Linked DNA regions of Homo sapiens: region 2 is linked to region 1. A link is an interaction called in ENCODE POLR2A ChIA-PET data of the cell type or tissue named here. Cell type or tissue: MCF 10A. All regions are shown on one strand. Each heading gives the region's core, and the rest is flanking DNA. Links, peaks and the distances in the headings are about the cores only. Region 1 has its middle 64 kb from the start of RAB3GAP2. Region 2 has its middle 94 kb from the start of LINC02779.

Evidence for each region. Peaks named below come from ENCODE experiments on the same cell type or tissue, not always from the same donor. Only the 100,000 strongest peaks of a DNase experiment are listed, where the experiment ranks them.
Region 2: POLR2A ChIA-PET joins it to region 1 with 25 read pairs; 2 of 35 experiments call an interaction of 5 or more read pairs at or near these places.

What each region holds. Positions count from the first base shown.
Region 1 is chr1:220,330,574-220,342,511 of GRCh38, forward strand. No RefSeq gene overlaps it. Among named protein-coding and RNA genes, the nearest start is that of RAB3GAP2, 64 kb to the left of the region's middle. RefSeq lists enhancers at 5,318-6,517, 5,920-6,427, 7,951-8,458, 8,459-8,965. In MCF 10A, for the core only: no CTCF peak of the experiment used is centred there; DNase peaks (open chromatin) are centred at 5,278 and 5,978.
Region 2 is chr1:220,387,485-220,399,422 of GRCh38, forward strand. No RefSeq gene overlaps it. Among named protein-coding and RNA genes, the nearest start is that of LINC02779, 94 kb to the right of the region's middle. In MCF 10A, for the core only: no CTCF peak of the experiment used is centred there; a DNase peak (open chromatin) is centred at 4,157.

The DNA of each region.
Region 1 (11,938 bases), core at 4,055-6,554:
CATGTTATAGCATGTATTGTAAGTTACTTTTTAATTAAAAAAAATTAAAAAAAAATTAAAGAAGGGGAAAATGTCACAGGCCAGCTTCACGTGGCTGAATATCATCCCCTTCTACCCAATTTTACTTGACAGGCTGTGAAATAATTGCCATTGCAAACCTCTGACTGGGTGCCTTATCCAGATCCCAAGGAAATGGGCAAAGGGGACTAAAAAAAATAAAGTCCATCTGTTCCAGGTGAACTATTTCTTAAGTTTTAGTTACATTTTGATTTGTAGCTGCTTGTGGACTTATGTTAGCATTGTGTTAACAAGATCTTGGTTTAGTAATAACTGACCTAGTATAGTGTCTCTTTAATTGCTTTTGTTTTCCCATAGTTTCAGGAAAGTAAAATACAGTCTTGGTAATGCAGAAATAAAGGTTACAAACGAAAACCTATGACCTGATCAGAGATGAAAAAAAATAATGAAGGTTTCTCTTAATTCGAGGGTAGAATTTCAGTGACTTTACCACCTTAGTAAAACAAGCTCTCCATTCTTGACAGTTCTGTCAAGGGAATAATATAATGAGAATGTTTGTCTAAACCTTTTCTGGGTTCTCTGTGCCTCATCACTAAAGTCTACAACAGGAAAAACAAAGTCGTTTATGAGGTTCCTGCCTATCCTTCTATTGTCACTTTTTCTTTAAGCTTCTTACTGGACCGCAAACTCTTTGGGGGAAGGATGTATGTCTGATTCATGTAACCCAAATCTTTGACCATTCAAAGGCCCTCATCTGTGTAATGATAGGACTTCAGATAGAATCTTTTTATGTTGCCGTATTAGAGAAATTAATGTTAGTTGCAGTAACAAACAACCTCAAAATCTCAGTGGTTTAACACAATAAATGTTTATTCTTTGCTCCCATCACAACTCAAAACAGTTCTGGCAGCTCCCCTCTAAGTGATGACTCAGGGATTCAGGCTTCTTCTATCAATGGAGCTTGCTGTCTTCTACAGCCTTTTTGGAGTCCTCTGCATATCATCTGAATTGAGCTGACCAGCAAACAAAGAGAGATTAAGCAGAGGATGCATGCAGATTTTAGGGTCCAGACATTAAAGTGTCTACACCCCTATATTGAAGGGTCTACATCCCTTCCAGTCATGTTCCCTTGGCCAATGCAAGGGAATGGAAGATGTAGTCATCTGTGTGCTCAGCGGAGGAAAAGGATATTGTTGAGCATCTAGCCAATCTCTTCTATAATTTTTCCTTTCCCTCAGGCATGCTCAGCAAGATGTGGGTGGGGGAAAGTTGTCTCATGATGGTTCCCAAGTCAGTCGTGCCACATCTATGACTCTGCTTTGCCTGATTCCAGACTGGCAAACTCCACTCTACCATGGACCATCATTCACTTCTCTGCAGGTCACTTGATGCAGTTCCAGAACATTCTACCTCCCTTCAATCGGTGCTGCCACCATAAAGCTGACCTCAGGATGAGGAAACCTGCGCCCCCTTTACCATTCCATATAACACCTTCTTTTACTTGAAGCTAAGCCAAGATCAGATTGTAATAAAACTTTACTGAAAGCTTCAATTCTGCAAGAGGAAATTACAATCTAGAGAAATGTAAAACTGATATTAGATCTGACTGTTCTCAGGGTAGACTACTGAGGCCTGCATAGTTTCTGGCCTGCCTCACAGTTGTAGAGGTCAGCTTTCTTCTTCCTACCATAGGAGGAAGACCTTCAGTATGTCCCCCCTTCTGCTGAGCCCCAGGCCTCATGTCCCCATATCCCCCAAAAGGTAAAAAGTTCCCTGCCTTCTGTGTCTTTTCTTTCTGATCTGGATCTGTCCATTCAATATGATAGGTTCTGGAAATTTCTATTTCCTTTAGGAAAAAGTGCAACCTTCAACCCATGGAAAGTCCTCTATACTCAAAAGCACAGTCCCTTTAGCGCGTAATAACAGGACATCGGTTGTTTTCTCAACTGAGTTAGAATAACACCACATAAGAGGCATAATCCATCCAGTCTAGGGCAAGCGTTGCTAAACTCAGTCCAGTTTATTTTCAGTTTTATTATCTGTTTGAAGTAACACCCATGCCTGCATATCCTTGCCACCATCTTGAAGTCTCAGCAGCCAACCTCCTTGAGCAATTGCATTTCCAAGAACAAGCAATAATTTGTAGGATGATGTGTGTAAGTTCATCTTTAGCCACCCTCTCCACAATGAAATAGAAGTTTCGGACCATGCAAACCAACTGAACCTTTTGCAGCTGGAGAGTTACAAACCGTACATCCCACAAGAGGGCCTCTGTTCATTTTTTTTTTTTAAGTCTAAGGCTCTTTTGATGACAAATAAGAAGACTCTGCTAAATAACTTAAGCAGAAGAGCAGATGTATGGAGGATTTATTAGAGGGCAACAGGACCCAAGAGCAGGAGCTGAGGCTGTTTCACAGGGACTTAAGCCATTAGCAGCCAGTTTCATTCATGTTCTTTCTCACTGTGCATCAGCTTCCTCTCTCACAAATTGCCCTCTGCTTGTCCGTGCACAAGGTGGAAAGAAGACTGCACAGTATCCAAGTTTATATTGCTTCAATTCAGGCAGCCATCATTAATTTGCAAATGTCTCTTAGCCCCATTTTTAATTCTATAGAGAAATTGGTTCATCTTACATGGCTACTCTTTATCTTATTTACTATAGCCAGGGAGAAAGTATCATGTGGCATAAATATCTGTGCCAGTGTGTACCTTGTAAATTGAGGTGTTATTTCTATGAAAATTGAGGATTCCAGGGCAAATGAATCCTTGTCCAAAGGTAATTTTATAATCTACTGCTGATAATACAGAATATGCTCAAAAGTTTCATCTAGGCTGAGGTGGGAGTATTGCTTGAGGCCGAAAGTTTGAGACCAGCATGGGCAACATAGATCCCTTCTCTACAAAAAATTAAAACATTAGCCAAGCATAGTGACATGCTCCGTAGTCCTAGCTACTTGGGAGGGTAAGGTGGGAGGATTGCTTGAACTCAGGAGTTCGAGACTGCAGTAAGCTATGATTGTGCCATGCTGCACTCCAGCCTGGGTGACCGAGGTAGACCCTGTCTTTTTAAAGAAAAACAACTTTGATTTGAGATTTTTCTGGATTTGATTATCTTCATTAAAGTGTCAGGGATCATCAGGTTCAAGTTTGGTTTGAAGCCCAAATTCCTTGTTTTTCCCCCTCCCTGTGGAATCCCTGTAGAAAGGAAACATCTTCCAAGTGTAGAGCCTCGGAGTTAAAGCTAGTCCTGAGATGACAGCTGGGAAAGGTCTATGTTCCACTCTCACATCTAGCTTCAGGTGTCTTGGTCCTTTTTTGTAATACTTGCATCAACCCCAGGCCTTGGGCAGTTCTTAGCACAAAGTAGGCCCTAAATTAATACTTATAGAATGAATGGATCATTGGTTGATTTGAACCATTCCATTTGCTGGCTTCCAGAAAAACTTCCAGTTAACTGGTGATTTGCTCAATGTCCCAAGCCTTTCTTTTTTTTCCATACTGTAAATCAATAGACTTTTAGTTGAAATTTTTTGTCTTTAGCTTTCTGGAACTTTCTTAACTCTCTTGACAAGCAAAATTGTTACTTCCTCTATGCTATGATACTAACTGGCTTACATCACATCATCAATAAATCTTTCATCATACTGAATTTCAGTTACTCACACTCAGATCTGCTTACCCAACTAGATTATTAACTGCTTAAGGGTAGGCATTCTAGTTCTATATGTCTAGTGCATGTTGAATGCTCAAAATATGTTTTGTGAAAGTATGAATCAATCAATCAATAAGCTATGTTTCCTGGGATATACCAGCCTTCAGGTAAAAACTGAGTCATTGTAACAATAATCAAACAGTTCTTCTCTGGATATGCCTTTTTCTTATTACACATCCCTCAAATTCTAACCAGATATTTTTTATACTGTACTGGAGTGAGTATTGTATATTTTCTCATATATTCATTATTTCACACACACACACACACACACACACACTTTTCTTTTGAGGCAGAGTTTCACTCTTGTTACCCAGGGTGGAGTGCAATGGCATGGTCTCGGCTCACTGCAACCTCCACCTCCTGTGTTCAAGTGATTCTCCTGCCTCAGCCTCCTGAGTAGTTGGGCTTACAGGTGCACACCACCACGTCTGGCTAATTTTTGTATTTTTAGTAGAGATGGGGTTTTGTTTGGCCAGGCTGGTCTCGAACTCTTTACCTCAAGTATTCCACCTGCCTCGGCCTCCCAAAGTGCTGGGATTACAGGTGTGAGCCACTGCGCCTGGACTATTTATTTTTTTGAGATGGAATTTCGCTGAGTGCAGTGGCACAATCTTGGCTTGCCACAACCTCCACCTCCCAACCTCACCCTCAAGTGATTCTCCTGCCTCAGCATCCCGAGTAGCTGGGATTACAGGCACCTGTCACCATGCCTGGCTAATTTTTTGTATTTTTTAAAATAGAGACAGGGTTTTACCATGTTGGCCAGGCTGGTCTCAAACTCTAGGCCTCAGGTGATCGACCTGCCTTGGCCTCCCAAAGTGCTGGGATTAAAAGCATGAGCCACCACGCCTGGCTACATATATATTTAGATGTCTGCTAAAGCCAAATAATATACCGGGGCCTGGGAATGCAGTAATGAGGATTGATGATGTTGATGATGATTATGATGATAACGATGATTCCTTTAGTATTTGAGAGTCTTAATAAAACAGCACTTCTCATTCCTGAGTTATGAATCAATCTAGAAATAAGCCAAAAGAACAGCATATAGAGTCAAAGTTGTAACATTTAAAAAATTACTGATAAAGCTTATATGGGAAAATGAGCCTTATATCTATGGCCAAGGGGTCTTCTGAATACTAACCCCCCAGAACTATTTAGGCTCACCCACTCAATCAAGGCAGTGATTCCTTACATGGTCTGTCCCCATGAGATCAGCCACAGACAAACAGAAAGTGTACTATCTGGGGGAAGGCTAGCCCCCAAGAGAGAGGGCAGGGAAGAATTAATTGATGGAACAAGATCCTCCTGGTTACCCCATGGCTATTGCAGTTTTCCTGCCAGCCTTGGTTTTCATCAGCCATCATTCTTATAACCAATACTGAAAGCCACGTTCCTGTTGCCAATATGCCTGGAAGATGAAGCCGCTGCTGGTGTTGGCCAAAGGCACTTCCACTGCTGTGATTGCCCAGCAACACCTGTGCCAAGGCTACTGATGCCTGGTCAAGGCGATAATGTCTGAGCTGACTCCTGTGGTTGCCAAAGTCAACAAAGTTGCTGAAGAAGTTGTTGGCACCAGAAGGTTTGCATGCTCAGCATCTCTCAGAGCTTAAGAGCTCTTGTGGTTTCTACTTGCTATTTTCCTGCAGCCCCTAGGCATAGATTTCAGGCTGGGTCAGTGAAGGCTGAGCAGGAGGATACTCCGAGGGACAGACACAGGCCAATGACAGAGATGACTCCAAATGAGGTTATTCATCCCATCTCAGAGAGATGCCACCTGAAGTGAAAGAAGACAGCACTCACCACACAGCCCTTTTCTTGTGTCCCTATATTGGACCACATCACTATACTAAATTATCAATTACTAATACTTCTAAATCCATTCATGATCTTGTGAATAATACCATTATTTGCAATGTGTTTTGTGTTAATGTTAAAGACATTAATATGTTAAATGTAAATTTGCGAAATGCCTCTTTATATAACCCAGTTTTGGTATTTCTTAATGTAATATTTCAGGAGTCTCAAAAACAAAAGGAGTTTGGTGCTTCTTCAACCTCCAAGGGGGCTCCCATCTCACTTCTTTTGCCCTTTTACCCCTCCTACTCTGGACCACTGTCCTTGTATCAAACTTGTTTGCCTTAGAAGCTCTCTTTCCTAAGAAAGGTTCTTCTCCGGGAGGTTCTTCTACCTTTCTCATAAGTAAGTCTCTGTTGCTGACCCATGAGTTTTTGCAACAAGCCTTGACATGCCTGAGTCCTAGAGTGAACCCAGCTTAGGCTCATGCTGGGTTCCCTATATGTATAAGGAATGAATCAGGAAGGGCTTACCTGCATTAATCCAGGAGCTTAATTAAACTAACAAGAGCAACCATCACAGGGTGGATATAAAGAGGAGCTTGTTTCTTGGATTTGTTTCCATTCTTCCTCCAACGTTAGCAACTGTTCAATATTTAGCCCTAACTAAATCAGCACATTTCAGTAGTCACACCTAGAAATCTTATGAGTACATGCGGAATTTAAGGAATGTTTAGAAACAAATGTTGTTGGGGACTTGAATTAACAAAGCTTGCTGGGGAGTTCTGGATCTTCCTGCATTTTGTTTCCCTCACAGAAGGTGTTCTTCTGTTTATGTTTAGGACTCAAATGTATTCTTGATTTGTGTTCCTCTGAATTCCCTAACGAAGGTGTTTATTCAAATGCCTGGCTGGGCCCGGTGGCTCACGCCTGTAATCCCAACACTTTGGGAGGCTGAGGTGGGTGGATCATGAGGTCAGGAGATCGAGACCATCCTGGCCAACATGGTGAAACTCCATCTCTACTAAATATACAAAAATTAGCCAGGCGTGATGGCGGGCGCCTGTAGTCCCAGCTACTCTGGAAGCTGAGGCAGGAAAATCGCTTGAACCAGGGAGTTGGAGATTGCAGTGAGCTGAGATCATGCCACTGCACTCCAGCCTGGGCGACAGAGCCTGACAGGCTTGTGGCAGTAAAGAGGAAGTAGATAAAACTTGCGTCCTTGGTTGAAAAACAAACACAAACATGTATCTCTTTATGAATGTGTTGACATAGCACACTTTTGCCTGCTGTCCTGCTGCTGACCAATTAATCTAACCAGCTTCTCTTCCACATGCAGCATCATCCCCCATCTCTGAGTGAAGTCCACAATTAATGAGATTCTTTGGGTGGTTGTTGCCATTGCTGACTCACTGGCTGTTTTAGCTACAATGCCTCACCAGTGTATACCTGCCTCAGGCACAGACGGAATGCTGGGTGGCCTGATGCTATCTTAGGTAACTAGAGCATTGCTTCTGGAAGTGAGAAGCTGCCTTTAAATTATTCAGTGAGCCTTCTTCCAGTTCACAGGCCTTTCACAACAGTAGGGAAAGCAGCAGCAAAGTGCCATGATGGCCTGGAAACAGCAGGATTTACAGGGAAGGCAAAAATAGGGGAGGAGGATTCCACAGCTGGAATACGCCAAGCAGAGACTAGAGTGTTGCAGAGCCTGCACCTGCTCACCTCTTTTCCAGGTGGGAATGTTGGAAGAGAAGTGGAAAGGGCGTAGTGACTCTCAAGCAGGGTTACTGCCACCTTGGCGACATTTGTTAGTTTGCGTGTTAATGTGTGTATTTTTTAATTTTTATTTTTTAGCACTCTCTGATAAGGAGATAATGTGTGTTTTGTTCATTTGTCTGATTCTTGTTAGACTATTTTCTACTTGAGAGTCCTATCTTATTGATGTCATTACAATGTTATACACTCAACTCTGGCACTTAGTTACTCTTAATAAACTTATATGGAATGAAATGTGCTCTGTTTGAACTTCTCCTTTTAGCTCTATTTGTATGCTGAAAAAAAAAATCACAAAATAACTCTAGTTTTTTCACTTTATTACTTAGTTCTCAGTCCTGCATATACTCGAAGTCAGCTTTCTTTTCTCTGGGTTGAACAACCACATCAGATGCCTGGTAGTCTCAAAGGGATTGATTACTTGAGGATAAATCCTTAAATATTCTTGAAACAACAGAGATTAAAGCACACACACGCATATATATGTGTGTGTATATCCATATATATAGATATATATAGATTTTCTTTTTTTTTTTTTTTTTTAGACAGAGTCTCACTCTGTTGCCCAGGCTGGAGTGCAGTGGCACAATCTTGGCTCACTGCAACCTCCTCCTCCCAGGTTCAAGCGATTCTCCTATCTCAGCCTCCCGATTAGCTGGGATTACAGGCACATGCCACCAAGACTGGCTAATTTTTTTATTTTTAGTAGAGACGGGATTTCTCCATGTTGGTCTGGCTGGTCTCGAACTCCTCACCTCAGGCAATCCACCCGCCTCAGCCACCCAAAGTGCTGGGATACAGGCATGAGACACCGTGCCCAGCCAGCACTCCCAAATTGTATTGGCCACCATGTTAAGTGCTTCTGGGCACTACAGATCTACAGATCTGCTACAGACATTCTTTTGTCGGGAAGGGAAAACTTTTCCTCTAGCCTCTTTAGTGACAGAGTAATGAGTGAAAAAAACAGTTTTAGTTACACACATATGCATGGTTCTGGGTAAAGTAAAATGTGGCTCAAGGAGGCAGCCAGAACTTAGTGTTTACATGCCTTCTTAGGCTAGACAAAGAAAAAGAGGTTTGGGGCTTGCTGAGGGGGTAAGTTATGCAAGGTGACCAAGGGCTGTGTGGAAACAAGAGTTGTTTATCAAGGTTTGTTATGCAGATTTCAGGTGGTGCCTTCTCCATTGATAGGAGTTGCAGCAGCCATCCTCCTCCTTCCTGGTTTGGGAGAGGGAGACACTTTTGCAAATGTAAATTTCTTTTATAAAATGTAAGCTTCCTTTAAGAAAGGGAAATTTATGCTCTGCTTCAGAGCTTTTTCTGGGTATGATGTTCCTCAATTGCCTTCAGCTCAGAATAATCCTTATGCCAAAAAGGCCTATTTTGGGGTGGCATATTCTGGTCTCCTTCACTATTATAGTTCATTCTACATCAGGATAGATTTTGAAAAGTAGTTGTGCTTCCCTATACACAATCAGCACACTTTGGAAGCAATAATACTCATTTCTATAGGTCTCTGGGGTTGCTAGGGTGCTTCACTGGGCAGAGTCCAATAACCTCAATTATGGAAGCCTTACTCTATGTCTTAGAGTAAAATCATTTTCACCCTTTCATGATGGGCAAGCAATAGGCTCAGGCTCCATTGCATGTATCTCAGTATGCGGGATAGCACAAACAGGAAAGAGAACACGGCAAGTTAGAGGAATAGAGTTCAATATAACTGGAGTATTGAGTGCAATCTGAGCCCAGGGAGAGCTAAGGGTCAAAACCAGATGTAATGGGTATTTTTTGTGTGCATCCCTGGCATCCAATCCTTCCTTTCCTGTCAATAGCCCCCTTTTTCATTTTGAGATTCATCCCTTATGCATTTCATTCCTTGTGGTCTAGATGGAGCTCTAGGTCTGGGGGTGGAAATTGGATTGAGGCCTGAGTCAACTGGCATACCATGTTTTCTTGGCACAAGAGTGGGATCTAGACTGGTCTTATCTGTGTGAATTTCTGGACATTTCTTTTTCTTTTCTTTTTATTTATATATATATTTTTGAGACGGAGTCTCACTCTGCTACCCAAGCTGGAGTGCAGTGGCACAATCTTGGCTCACTGCAACCTCTGCCTCCCAGGTTCAAGCAATTCTCCTGCCCCAGCATCCCAAGCAGCTGGGATTACAAGCATGCACCACCACGCCTGGCTAATTTTTTGTATTTTTAGCAGAGATGGGGTTTCACCATGTTGGTCAGGCTGGTCTCAAACTCCTGACCTCAGGTGATCCACCTGCCTCTGCCTCCCAAAGTGCTGGGATTACAGGCGTGAGCCACCATGACTGGCCTGGACAGTTCTTAAGAATTCTGAATCAAAGACACCCACTGTTTTCTACCAGATTTAAACCTAGAAATAAGTTGTTTCCAGAGCAGGTGGCAGCCATTCTGAGGCCACAGGGAAAGAGCCCATCTGAGAATGGAATCAATACAGCAGTTGAGTCATGGGACAGAGAGAAAATGGGTCCTGGAAATATCATTTGAACTCCTGCATCATGATGTGCCTGAACTTCTGAAATTTCCAATCACATGAGCCAACACATTACCTTTTTGGTTTAGGCCAGTTTGGGTTGAATACTCTCTTATTTGTAACTGCGAAAGTCCCAGTGTGTATACTGGGTTAGCCAAATGCCTTCATCAAGTCCAAAGAGTGAGCACAGGGTGAAGATTGAGAGAAAAAGCCAAACCAATTGTAAGAGGACACTGGAAAGGTCCATGGAGTATGAGTAATAGCTGCCATGAAGTGAGAAGATCTGTGATGATGGCCATGAGTAGGGACATGCCAGGGGCTGGGTCACCAACTGCTATCCTACTTATCTTCCAATTCTTTTTTTTTTTTTTTTTTTTTTTGAGGTAAAGTCTCACTCTGTCACCCAGGCTGGAATGCAGTGGCGCGATCTCGGCTCACTGCAACATCCGCCTCCTGGGCTCAAGCAATTCGTGTACCTCAGCCTCCTGAGTAGCTGGGAGCAGGCACCCACCACCATGCCTGGCTAATTTTTGTATTTTTAGTAGAGACAGGGTTTCACCATGTTGGTAATCTTGAACTCCTGGCCTCAAGTGATCTGGCCACCTTGGCCTCCCAAAGTGTTGGGATTACAGGAGTGAGCCACCATGCCTGGCCCAATTCATTTTTTAAGTTTAATTTTTTTGATAAGTCCCAAACATTCTTATTTAAAACATAGCTTTAGTCCTCTAAATATGGCATATAAACCTTCCCAAGGCCTACTGACCTTCTGAGAAGTATTTGAACTATATAAACCAAAAATAAACTAAGTCCCTTTTCTAAAAGTTTCAACCATCTGAAAATCAAAAAGAGACATAGAATCCTACATTTCAATTTACTGCAAGTCTTAGTTACCAATAGCAACAGATAGTTATTTTGAACACAGTCTCTAACATTGCTCTCTTTCTTTTTATTCTTGTTGGCAAATGTGTAGAAAATCTATAGTAACCTCCCACAGAATGAATATGGGATGATTTCAGATAGTCACGGACACATGATATATTACCTTTCAACCTCTAACAAATACTCAGCATCTATAACTTCAATTCCATTATTACTTTTCATGCTTGCTGATTAGAACACAGGGTTCTCTCATGGTGAGAGGTTTCATTTAACTTATACATAAATATGGTGCTGATGCTCGAGTGAATAGTTCATGAAGAAAAGAGAGTATACAATGGATTTCCAAAAACCACTGCTGTGAAGGAAGAGATGATTTGGGGCTGGCTGAGAAATTTAACTGTCACATTCAAATGCCTGCAGAGTCTAAACCTTTCTATTGCTGAAGAGTAGTGGTTTATTCTCACAAATCCTTTTCATTCATATCTAGGAAATTTTATGTATCATTTCCAAGCCATAGAATGCATCTGTGACCCATCTTCAATCTAATTATTTGTACCTAAGGACAGGTCAGCTGGTGATAGGTGAATTAATATGCATACTTTTGTGTGGAGGTCATTTTAATGTTGAAAACACTGAAGCTTTCTGTTCTTTGAACATATAGTCCAAGTAACTGAGTAGTTCATTATCCCTCTGAAGGTTTCATGTATATTATTTTTGTCTCTTTATCTAGGTCCCATAAGACAGGAAGAAAAGTCCTTCCTCCGGGTTGGAGAACAGTTTTCCCCATACTTCTAGCCCTGCTGAGCTCCCAGGAATGGGTGACCACCATGTGGTCTCTGCTCACCTACCTGAAAATGTGTACTGCCCTCTTAAACCTGTTAGCTTGTTCCCCTTCACTTGAGTTCCTCTAACTTTAAACATCATGTGTTGAACTCTTCAGCTGCCTCTGCAGCTGAGGCAGGTATCTCCAGCCCTCGCCCCTCTTAATTTTAGCTTCTTGTTCTCAGTATATTCTTCTTCACTGACTCAGGCTGCTGAGCCTTAGGTGTACCCTTAACTAGAATTCACCAAGTTATGACAGACCAGATTAAGAAAATGCAATATTTATTGGAATTACTGTCTACTATGTGACTATATAGTAATTTATGAATATTCCCATTACAAAGTTGAAACTTTGCTGTCCTACATCAAAATATGAGTAAAAAAATAAATAAAATGCAATAGTGTATCTGTTATCTGTTGCTACCTAACA
Region 2 (11,938 bases), core at 3,218-5,717, 56 kb after region 1:
CAGCCACAAAAACCAGGTGAATGACTGCTTGGTATGGCAGCAAAATAATTGCAATTAAAAGTCTATTTGCATGACCTAAAAACTAATTAATTCAGTGTGAAACATATGTAAGCAAGAAGTTTTCCAGATTTTTCACCAAAAAGTGTTCAATAACTACCCTCCTTTTGGAATTTCTATGCTATTCTTTGCATATCTCAGTCAGTGCAGTCACTAAATTATTTTCTAATAATCTATTTAGGGGTCTGTATTCTCCACTAAGCTATGCACTCCTTGAAATATGAATTGTATTTTAATTATCTAAAGGGTCTTGCAATGTGTGGCCAGTGATTCTAGTAGGTAATCAATACATTTTTGCTCAGTATTGTTCCACATTGTAGATAGAAGTGACCCAAGGCTGAGGACAATGCTAATAGTGTCTAAACTGCAGAACAATCTGGACTTTATTTTCAAAAAGTCAACCTTTGGCATATCAATTTTAGCAATTAATTAGAGTTGTTCTTTTATACACATTCTGCTAGTAATTATCTTTAACCTAATTTAATATCGACTTTTGAGACATCTTCCTTTCAAGTAGCATATTCCCTAAAGAAAAGTGCTAAAAACATTTTGGGCATTCTGTTATGTTTAATGGCACCTCTGTGAGTTGTGTTAACTTCTGATGTATGTTTGTAATCGCTTGAATAAATTACAGTTATCAAACATGTCAAGAATACCTGACATATAAAGTGCCGCACACTTGTTAATTAGAAAGTAATTAATTACAAAGGATTTAATATCACATTCTTTTTAGTACCAAATGGCCAATGTGTATTCTGGCTGACTCCTTCAGCTCCCCAAATCCCCCATGAGATCACCTCTATGCTGAGTTACCATCATTGTGATAATCCTTCTGAATATAGCGACAAGGGTATTGGTCTCCCTCTCTTCTCTTCATCTGAAGTATAAGATTGACTTTCCACCTAATTTTATATGATACAGCAGGCTGCTACAAATAATGAGAGTTTATTAAAATTTGGGTATAATAAAAAGGAAATAACTACATTGCACAAGGCCAGAGTGTGTGGGGTTCCCACCTCACACCTGCTCTCTGTCTCACATGCAACTAGCATTCATGTGTCCAGGGGAGCTCTCCTTCCACCTCTGGAATTGCTATAGGCATCTCCATGTCTCCAAGCCTGAGTCCCACTCATTCCTGGCTCTAAAACACAAAAGGATTTTTCCCTTCATGCCAAACTAAGACCTTCCTTCTGAGTCTTCATTCCCTGACCCTGGATTGTTCTCTTTTCCCACCATTAAGCAACCTGGATATTTATCTCTTTCGAAGGATCGTTCATCTCCACCCACCAGAGTGTGGTCTAATCCTGTGATCTGTAACAGGACCATCCCATAAATATGTAGCATCGTACTATTTTTTCAAAGCCAGGTTCAGTTCTTAAACAAAAGCAGTTATTTTATACAATTGTTTTAGTTCCTTCTCATTAAATATTCATAAAACCTGGAGATCCAGTCCTACATACTATCAGTTTATCACATGCTAAGTGATCCAGGCAAGATGATTTTCTAGGTACCATGATAGTCACAAAGATGGTCTAGTTAAAATCCTTCAAAATATATGATTGCATGTGAAAAATATTTGTTGATAGCTAACAGTTGATAATTGTTAGGCCAAATTTGATGATCACATACATACACAGATATGGCCATAGAGGAAAGAGAGGTCCATTACAATAGAGGATAGAGGTGGAGGATGTAGATCAGGGAAGACTTCATGGATAAGCTGGTATGTGAATTAAATTTTGAGGTATAGGTAGAATTTCAACAGATGGAATTTGAGAGGAAGCACTTCTGATGGAGGGAGGAAGTTGCAAACACAAAGACTTTGGAGTGAGAAAGAAGTGAGCATGCTTGGGGAGAGCTGAGCTACCCTTGTCATAGCTACAGCCCTTGTCATTAGGCAGAGTGGCTGGAAGTGTAAGGAGGCTGGAATGACCATCACAGAGGGCCTTGAATGTCTGCTAAAGGATATGGATAACTTTTCCACAAAGAGGAGAGAGAAGAAAATGATGAGCAAATCTCTTAGATTACCAAAAGAGGATTGTGTGACCCTGTGGCGTTTTCATTTGTTTCATCTGTTAGATTCATGTTCTCCACATCAATGACAAGTTCAATAGTAAAATGTTGTGTTGGTTAAGGTTACAGCACCTGGCAAATGGATTTCCTGGGGTGAGTGAGCAGAAACATCTGCCAAGCTCCTAGAAAGTGTCATTTAATGAAGTGGATGGTGCCAAGTATTGCATTTAAGGGAAGGGGATGGGAGGAGTGAGTTTAAGTAAGAATTTTCTCTGGGAGTTTTCGCAAGAGTCCCGTTCAAGTACTTTGGAGCGTAGGGAGTCGTGAAAAGGTCATTCCAGATTACTCACGTAAGTTATATTTTTTATTGAATGTGCCAATATAGGCAATGCTGAAACTCTGAAGATGTTATTCTTGTTTTAACATTTGCTTTTCTTTATCCCACCCTACCACTCCCATCAATGACCCAACATAGTGCATATTACAATGGTCTCTGCCCAGCAAGCTGATAGCTTCCTATGAGCAAAGGGAAAGGGGAGAGTTTCCAGGAGAGGAAATTCACTCTTCCCTTCTCTCTGTCCATAGCCTGGCCTCCAAGTAGAGGTATGTGGTGTCTTAGTCAGGTTGTGCTGCTGTCAGAAAATATCACACAACAGAAATTTATTTTTACAATTCTGGAGGTCAGAAAATCCAAGATCAAGGTGCTGGCATTTGGTGTCTGGTGAGCGCCTTCTTGCTGCATTCTTACATGGCAGAAAGGGCAAATATTGTGTCCTCACACAGCCGAAGAGGAGAAGAAAATAAGCCCATTCCCTCAAGCCCTGTAGTAAGAACCCAAATCCCATTCATGAGGGTTCCACCGTCATGATTTAATCACCCCCTAAATGCCCCACCTCTTAATAATATCACATTGATCATTAAGTTTCAACATATGAATTTTGGATGACAAATTCAGACCATAGCATATACAGTTGGTGGGTTGTGGTCTGCTATGGACTGAATGTTTGTATCCCCTTCCCCCTAATTTTATATATTGAAGTGCTAATCCCCATTGTGATGGTCCACTTCTTTGGAAGTGGGGTCTTTGAAAAGCAATTAGGTTTAGATGAGGCCTGGAAGGTGGACGCTCCGTGATGGGATTAGTGCTCTTATAAAAAGAGGAAAAGACACACAATCTCTCTCTCTTTCTCTCTCTCTCTCACTCACTCTCCATATGTACACCAAAAGAAGGCCATGTGAGGATTTAACCAGAAGAAGGCTGTCACCAGTAACTCAACCATGTGCACCTATGCTGGAACTCTGACCTTGGACTTCCAGCCTCCAGAACTGTGAGAAATAAGTGTTTGTTGTTTAAGCCACCAAGCCTATGGTAATTTGTTATCACAGCCCAAATGGAATAAGACATGATCCATTTCTAGATGCAGGCAATAGTCTCAAAGATGTAGTTTGGTTTATAAAAAGTTAGAATTTCCTGCAATTTTGGTTGTTTATGGGGCCACAGTAAAGAGTACTGGAAATTAGGACTGACCTAGAAAGTCTGAGTGGTGCCAAGGATGGAGAAGAGTGGACTGGGCAGACTGGGGAGCAAACTCAGCAACTCAGCAGACACTGGCCGGGAATGCAGACACTAGCTGGCAATACTGGTCCAGAATACTGGCAAAGGCTGGGCCAGAATTCTTTATTTTCTAACTCCTCCTCACAACTCTGTCTTCTATACTTCTTCACTGTGTCAAAGACCACAATAGGGAGTCCAGCAGGGAATGGAGCACCAGCCTCTAACAGCTGCTTGTTTTTTCATGGAATAAAGCTCTCTGTTTGGCCTGGAAGATTTCCTTTTCTTTCTCATGTGTCCTAACATATATCAGTCCCTCATATTGACACTGGACCCAGCTTCTCCTCTCTCCTCCCATTGCAGTGGTGTATGATTTCATTAGAGAGAAAATATTTTCTTTAGCACACCTCTGTCACCCAGCTGCTAGGCTCAGTCCTTTAAGGTGTTTCCCTTCCCCCACGCAGAAAGCTTTTGTTATTTTTAGGTGAGTCCTACCTTAAAGAAAGAGCAAGATGCCAGGTTGTGAGAAATGCTGGAGGCAATTCCTTGAGTCCTCTTTGAAAACATGTTTCTGGGAGGGTGCCAACCCCATTTTGCAGGGATGGCAGGGCTGCAGATGGAACTTGGAAATAAATGATTGCCCTGGGCCAACTCCACAGACAAATGATGAGCTAATTTCTGCTCAGTAAGAGTGTTCTGTATTTGCTGGTCAGAATCTGCCAACAAGTTCGAGTTCATATGCTTAGCACTGTATCCCCCCACTTATGTCTCTTTGGCTCCATTGAATGTTTAAATAGCCCATTTCATTGAGCCTTAGGCAGAACAGTGTGGTGTCATTTATTCATAGCTGAGGTGGTAATCAAGCTAATGAAGGAAGACACAGGAAGGAGACAGAGTCAGCTGAATTTAAGGGTAAAACGTGGTGTGGTTTGGTGTGTTGTGCATATGTGTGTTCAACTCTCCATTATTCACATATTGCTCTTCCTCTTTGTGGATTACTTGAAACACATTTTATCCCTAGTTGACTTTCCATTTAGAAAATGTCTTGCCCATCTCTTCTTGTATGTCTTTTATTTTAACTTAAGGATGATACATTTATATTGTCACCTAGGCAAAACATAATTAGAAAGGGGTATCGGCAACCTCAGAATTACTGTAATGTCTTTTCTTTCTTCCTTCCCTTCCTTCCTTCCTTCCTTCCTTCCTTCTTTCTTTCTTTCTGTCTTTCTTTCTTTCTTTTTCTTTCTTTCTTTCTTTCTTTCCTTTCTTTCTTTCTTTCTTTCTTTCTTTCTTTCTTTCTTTCTTTCTTTCTTTCTCTCTCTCTCTCTTTCTCTTTCTTTCTTTCTTTCTTTCTTTCTTTTTCTTTCTTTCTTTCCTTCTTTCCTTTCTTTCACAAAGTTTCCCTCTATTGCCCAGGCTGGACTGCAGTGGTGTGATTTCAGCTCACTACAACCTCTGCCTCCCAGGTTCAAGTGATTCTGCTGCCTCAGCTGCCAAAGTAGCTGGGATTATAGGCGCGGGCCACCATACCCAGCTAATTTTTGTCATTTTTAATAGAGCTGGGGTTTCACCATGTTGGACAGGCCGATCTCGAACTTCTGACCTCAAGTGATTTGCCTGCCTCAGCCTCCCAAAGTGCTGGGATTACAGGTGTGAGCGACGGCACCTGGCCACTGTAATGTTTTCTAGAACCAAATATGAATGTTTCTGAATTGTTGCCTAACATTTTGAAATGTTCTGTTTCTGTCCATTTCCACGCCAAAGGTAACCAGGGATCTAAAGTACAAATCAGCCTACCATTAGAATAAGAGAGACCAAATTGTATTTCCCAACTTGCATGCTGTTACAATTTCTGTTTTAATTTAATTTCTGAGATATAATTTACATAACATGCAATTCACCTATTTAAAGTATACAATTTAGTGGTTTTTAGTAAGTTCACAGACATGGGCAACCATCACCATAGTCAATTTTAGAACATTTTCTTCACCTCAAAAGGAACCTCTGTATCTTGTAACTATCATTCCTCCGAGTTCCCTAATTCCCAGTCACCTAGCTCTAAACAACTACTATGCTACTCTCTGTCTTTATAGATTTAATGTCCTTGTTCTGGACTTTTCCTATAAATGGAATCATGATATTTGGTCTTTGTGATTAGTTTCTTTCACTTACCATGTTTTCAAGGTTTGTCTATGTTGTTATATTATGTACCAGCACTTTATTCCTTTCTGTAGCTGAATAATATTCCATTGAATAGATATAGCACAATTTGTTTATGTATTTATCAGTTGATACACATTTGGGTTGTTTCCACCTTTTGGCTATTATGAATAATATTGCTGGGAACATTTGCATATAAGGTTTTGGGTGGACATATGCTTGCTGTTACCATTTCTATTGTCAACTGTAACTATTGTCATTCATCCAACCACTCTTTCATTCATTGTCTGCATCAGAAATAATGGACACTGTTGGTGTCTTGCCCAGTGCATACTGATATAAATAAATGATTGAATAAATAAATATGTGTGGGGAGTAGATAAATCAATACGGAAGATTTCCAAATAATATTTATAAATATTCCACATATGTCTACATAGAACCATAACTTCCCAATCCTTAAATGTGGGCTGCACATGGTGACTTCCTTCCAAAGCATACAGTATGGAAAGGAGGAATAAAAGAACTTTACAGTGTAGAAATCTGATAAACACTACCTCAGCCAGGGGATCAAGGTTAACATCAACAGTGATAAATTGTATTGATTGTATGTACCCCGATAGGATGTGATGAAATGATATTTGACATATGTGCTCTTCCTCCTAAAGACATATAACCCCATTCTAATCATGAGAAAAACATCAGAGAAGTTCCAGTTGAGGAACATTCTACAAAATACCTAATGAGTACTTCTCAAAACTGTCAAAGTCATCAAAAACAAGGGTGGTGTGAGAAAATGTCATAGCCAAGAGGAGTCTAAGGAGACGTAACGACTGAATATAATGTGATGTCCTAGGTGGGGTCCTGAAATAGAAAAAGGACATTAGGGAAAAACAAAGAAAAACCCAACAAAATATGAACTTTAGTCAATAATAATGTATCAGTATTGGTTTATCAATTATGACAAATGTACCACTAATCTAAGACACTAATACTGGCAAAACTGGGTGTGGGGTATATGAATCTCTGTATTTTTTTGTAAACTGAAAACTATTCTCAAACAAAAATATTTAAACAATAGATGGAGCCATTATTTTTAAAAAACACAGATTCATTGGTTTCCTAATTTTTATTGTCTTTTGTAGATATTACTTTCTCTTCAGCCAGAGCATTAGTGAATACTGCCTGTGACAGCTTCTCCAAGGTAGAGAAATCAACTTGATGATCCCAAAAGAGAGACAGAAAGTGGCAGTGCTCTGGGATTTAGAAAATCTTACTGTGGTCTCTCATTTCCGATGTGATCAGCAGCTGCTACTTCATCTCTCTAGGTCTCAGTGTTCTCACACAACTGTGAATGTATGGGTTGAAATGGATGAATGACAAGACCTCACCTTGCCTAAAGTTCTAAGCTTCCACTTGCTCTGGCTAAAACTCTTGGAGCTGGAATGCTTAACAGCTCTTTCTGTCACATACCCCACATTTTGCCCATCAGTATATCCTGTGGTCTCAACATCACTGCTACTGCTGGGTCCAAGCAACCATCCTCCCCCCTGGGATTACTCTAATAGTCTCCAGACTCTTTTCCTTGCTTCTCTCCTTACCTGCTCCCAATCACTGATACAGGAACCAGAATGTCTTTTTAAAACAAAAGTCAAGGCAAGGCTGGGCATGGTGGCTCATGCCTGTAATCCCAGCACTTTGGGAGGCCAAGGTTGGCAAATCACTTGAGGTCAGGAGTTTGAGACCAGCCTGGGCAACATGGTGAAACTCTGTCTCTACTAAACATACACAAAAATTAGCTGGGCATGGTGGCACGTGCCTGTAATCCCAGCTACTTGGGAGGCTGAGGCAGGAGAATCACTTGAACCTGGGAGGTGGAGGTTGCATTGAGCTGAGATCACGCCACTGCCCTCCAGAGCCTGGGTGACAGAGGGAGGAGATTCTGTCTCAAATAAAATAAATAAAATAAAATAAAATAAAATAAAATAAAATAAAATAAAATAAAATAAGGTCAAATCGTGACCCTTCTCTGCACAAAACACTCTAATGACTTCCCATCTCATTCATTGGAAGGGCTAGCCATTTTTCAGTGGCATCTGAAGTCCTACATAATCTGGACGTCTATGTCCTACTCTGTCCTCTTCAGTTACTCTTTCCACACTGGCCCCCATGAATAACATGAAGTATACTCCTGCCTCAGGGCCTCTGAATTGCTATTCCCCTTGTATGAGATGCTCTTTCCCTGGTAAGCCATGTAGTTTGCTCTCTTACCTCTTCCAGTCACTCAGCTAGAGAGGCTGTTCCTGGACCATTCTCTATAAGACAGCAACCTCCTCCCCATTGCACCTCCAGCAATACCTCTCCCCTCCCCCTCCCCTGCTTTATTTTTATCTACAGCATTTATCATCATCTGATGACTCATATATATTTGTTTGCTTATTTTCAGTCTTTTTTACTTGAGAATACAAGCACCCTGAGGTACAGGGACTTTATTATGTTCACTGCTGTATCTCCAGTGCCTAAAACTGTACCTGGCTCATAGTAGTGACTTAATAAACAAGAGTTGAGTAAAACAGTAAGTGACTGAATGCTGAGTGGATAAGCGAAAAAAATGCTTCCAGCAATCAGCTACTTGTCTTCAATTATATTGCCAATGCTTTAGTACAGGTGGAGCTGGGAAGGCTCCTTCCTTTCTGTTTTCTGCTGTGCCACATCCTTTCTCTGTGACCGTGGGTATGGATTGGCTTCCTTGCCTTAGCAAGGATAAGGCAAAGGAGAGAAATAACAGTGTTTAAAAATGAATCAGTTCCAATTTGGAAATGTTAATATTGCCACCTGCCTCACATACTACATTTAGCTTATGTGTTTTCAGGTTTTCTCCCTTGATAGACTACAAGCAACTCACAGAAAAGGGCTGTGTTATTGGACTCTGTATCCCCAGTCCCTCAAATAGTGCCTTGCACGTAGTAGCTTCTTCAGTCACTATATGTTGGGTCTATTTTAATCAATAAAAGAGAAGTACCAAGGACTTCCACTGGCAGGTTGCTGAAAGTTCTTTTCTCTTTCTTTTTGGTTTTAAATAGAGAGCAAAGAAGTTTGTCTGTGAGGACATGCCAACGGTGCAAATATGACTGCAGGGAGCCGGCGAACACCAACAGCCCCTTTGTAGAATGGAGACATGAAGACAACTCCACCAGGGTTTAAGTTCCAGCTCTCTCACTAGTTGTGGAATCTTGGGAAATATGCGTAAATTTCCTTATCTCCTAATAATCTTATTGGTAAATATTATAGGATCCTCAAATCTTACAGTAGGAAATGGTTCAGCTGAGATTCAAATTGAGGCAGGTGATGCTGCCTCCAGAGTCCACACTCTTAAAGATACTGTGCCCTACCGAAAAATAAGTTCTAAAGGTTGAGTGTTAATTTTTAAAAATGAGGTATCAAAAAATGAGGTATCACTTGAGTCTAAACTCACATACTCAGGGCAAGAAAATTTCAGAAGACAAAATATCAGAAGCATAGGATGTTATTTAGAAACTGCCGTGGAATTGTGATGAGGCTTATATAAATCAGCACACCTAGAGCTCATACAACAGGGACCATGGCACAGGAAGCACTTTCCAAACTGTGGCCAGCATCATCACTGTTTTTTATTTAGTTTAATTAATTTATTTATTTGTTTTCATAGATTTAGGGGCCATAAATGCAGTCTTGTTATATTGGTATATTGCACAGTGATGAAATCTGGGCTTTTAATATAAGTGTCACACAAATAGTGTACCTTGTACCTGTTGGGTGATTTCTCATCCCTCACCCCTCTCCCACCCTCCCACTTTTCTGAGTCTCTAATGTCTATTATTCCACTTTCTCTGTCCATGTGTACTTATTATTTAGCTCCCACATATGAGTGACAGCATGCTGTATTCGATTTTTTGTTTCTGAGTTATCGCACTTAAGATAATGGCCTCCAGTTCCATCCATGTTGCTGCAAAAGACATGATTTCTTTCCTTTTTATGATTCATTCTTTTTTATGGCAGAGTAGTATTTCATGGTGTGTGTGTGTATCATATCTTCTTTTTTTCTGTTTCAACCATTTTAAAATGTATTTATTAAATAGAACATGAAAGAAATACAGACAAAAATTTAATGAAATATGAAACAAAACAAAAAAAAAGTATATTAAAAATAAAATAGTTGGTCTGATAATGAGAGTAAAATGTAAAACCATGTTTTTCAGATCAGACCCAAAACAGAAATTCATTATGTCTGAGAAATAAATTTCGAGCAGAAGCCATGAAAGGCTTTAGAATTATTTGATAATACTAATAACAAAGAGGAGTGTGTCATCTGAACACGTTGCAAAAACCTTGAAAATCTTGCTGATTTTAGATAAAATACTAGCATTAAGTTAACATGAAACACACACTACACCACTAGAAATGGGACATTTTTGACAAACTGGTTAATGAAACTCATGAGTAAATGAAAACTTTTTTTAAATCTTGAAATTCCTTATAATCTTATAATTTATGCATTTTATAACAAATAACGGATATTTTTCATAAAATAGTTTATATTTCTCTTTTTTTTTTTGAGATGGAGTCTCACTCTGTTGCCCAGGCTGGAGTGCAGTGGCACAATCTTGGCTCACTGCAACCTCCACTTCTCAGGTTCAAGCGATTCTCCTGCCTTAGCCTCCTAAGTAGCTGGGACTACAGGCACGTGCCACCACGCCTGGCTAATTTTTTTTTTTTTTTTTGTATTTTTAATAGAGACCGGGTTTCATCGTGTTAGCCAGGATGGTATATTTCTTTTTTATAATTTCAACTTTTATTTTAGATTCAGGGGGTACATGTGCAGGTTTGTTACATGGGTATATTGCATGTTGCTAAGGTTTGGGGTGTGAATAATCCCGTCACCCAGGTACTGAGCATAGTATCCAATAGGTAGTTTTTCAGCCCTTTTCTCCCCTCCCTTTCCCGCTCTAATAGTCCCTAATGTCTATTGTTGACATCTTTAGGTCCATGAGCACCCAATGTTTCACTCCCACTTATAAGTGAGAACATGTGATATTTGGTTTTCCGTTCTTCTCTTAATTCACTTAAGATAATGGCCTCCAGCTGCATCCATGTTGTTGCAAAGGATGTGATTTCATTCTTTTTTATGGCCATATAGTATTCCATGGAGTATATGTACCACATTTTTTTTATCCAGTCCACCATTAATGGGCACTTAGGGTGATTCTATGCCTTTACTACTGTGAATAGTGTTGTGATGAACACACAAGTGCAGGTATCTTTTTGTTAGAAAAATGTATTTTCTTTTGAATAGATAGCCAATATTGGGATTGGTGGGTCAAATGGTAGTTCTGAATCTCCAAATTGCTTTCTACAGTGGTTGAGATAATTTACATTTCCAGTGTATGAGGACTTCCTCTTCTCTGCAGCCTCACCAGCATTTGTTTTTTGTTTTTGTTTTTGTTTTGACTTTTTATTAATAGCCATTCTGCCTAGTATCAGATGGTATCTCATTGTGGTTTTGATTTGCATTTCTCTGATAATTAGTGATGTTGAGCATTTTTTAATATATTTATTGATCATTTGTCTGTCTTCTTGTGAGAAATCTTTTGCCCACTTTTTAATGGATTTATTTGCTTTTTGCTTGTTGAATTAAGTTCCTTATAGATTTTGGATATTAGACCTTTGTTGGATGTATAGTTTGCAAATATTTTCTCCCATTCTATATGTTGTCTGTTTACTCTGTAGATAGTTTCTTTTGGTGTGCAGAACCTCTTTAATTAAGTACTACTTGGTAATTTTTATTTTTGTTGCAATTGCTTTTGAGGACTTAGTCATAAATTATTTCCCAAGGCTGATGTCCACAGTGGTATTTCCTAGATTTTAATTCCAGGATTCTTATAGTTTGAGGGCTTACCTTTAAATCTTTAATCCATCTTGAATAAATGTTTATATATGGGGAAAGGTAGGGGTCCAGTTTCATTCTTCTGCCTTTGGCTAACCAGCTATACCCACACTATTTATTGAATAGGGATTCTTTTCCCCATTGCTTATTTTTGTCAACCTTGTCAAAGATCAAATGGCTGTAGGTGTGCAGCTTTATTCCTGGGTTCTCTGTTCTGTTCCACTGGTCTATGT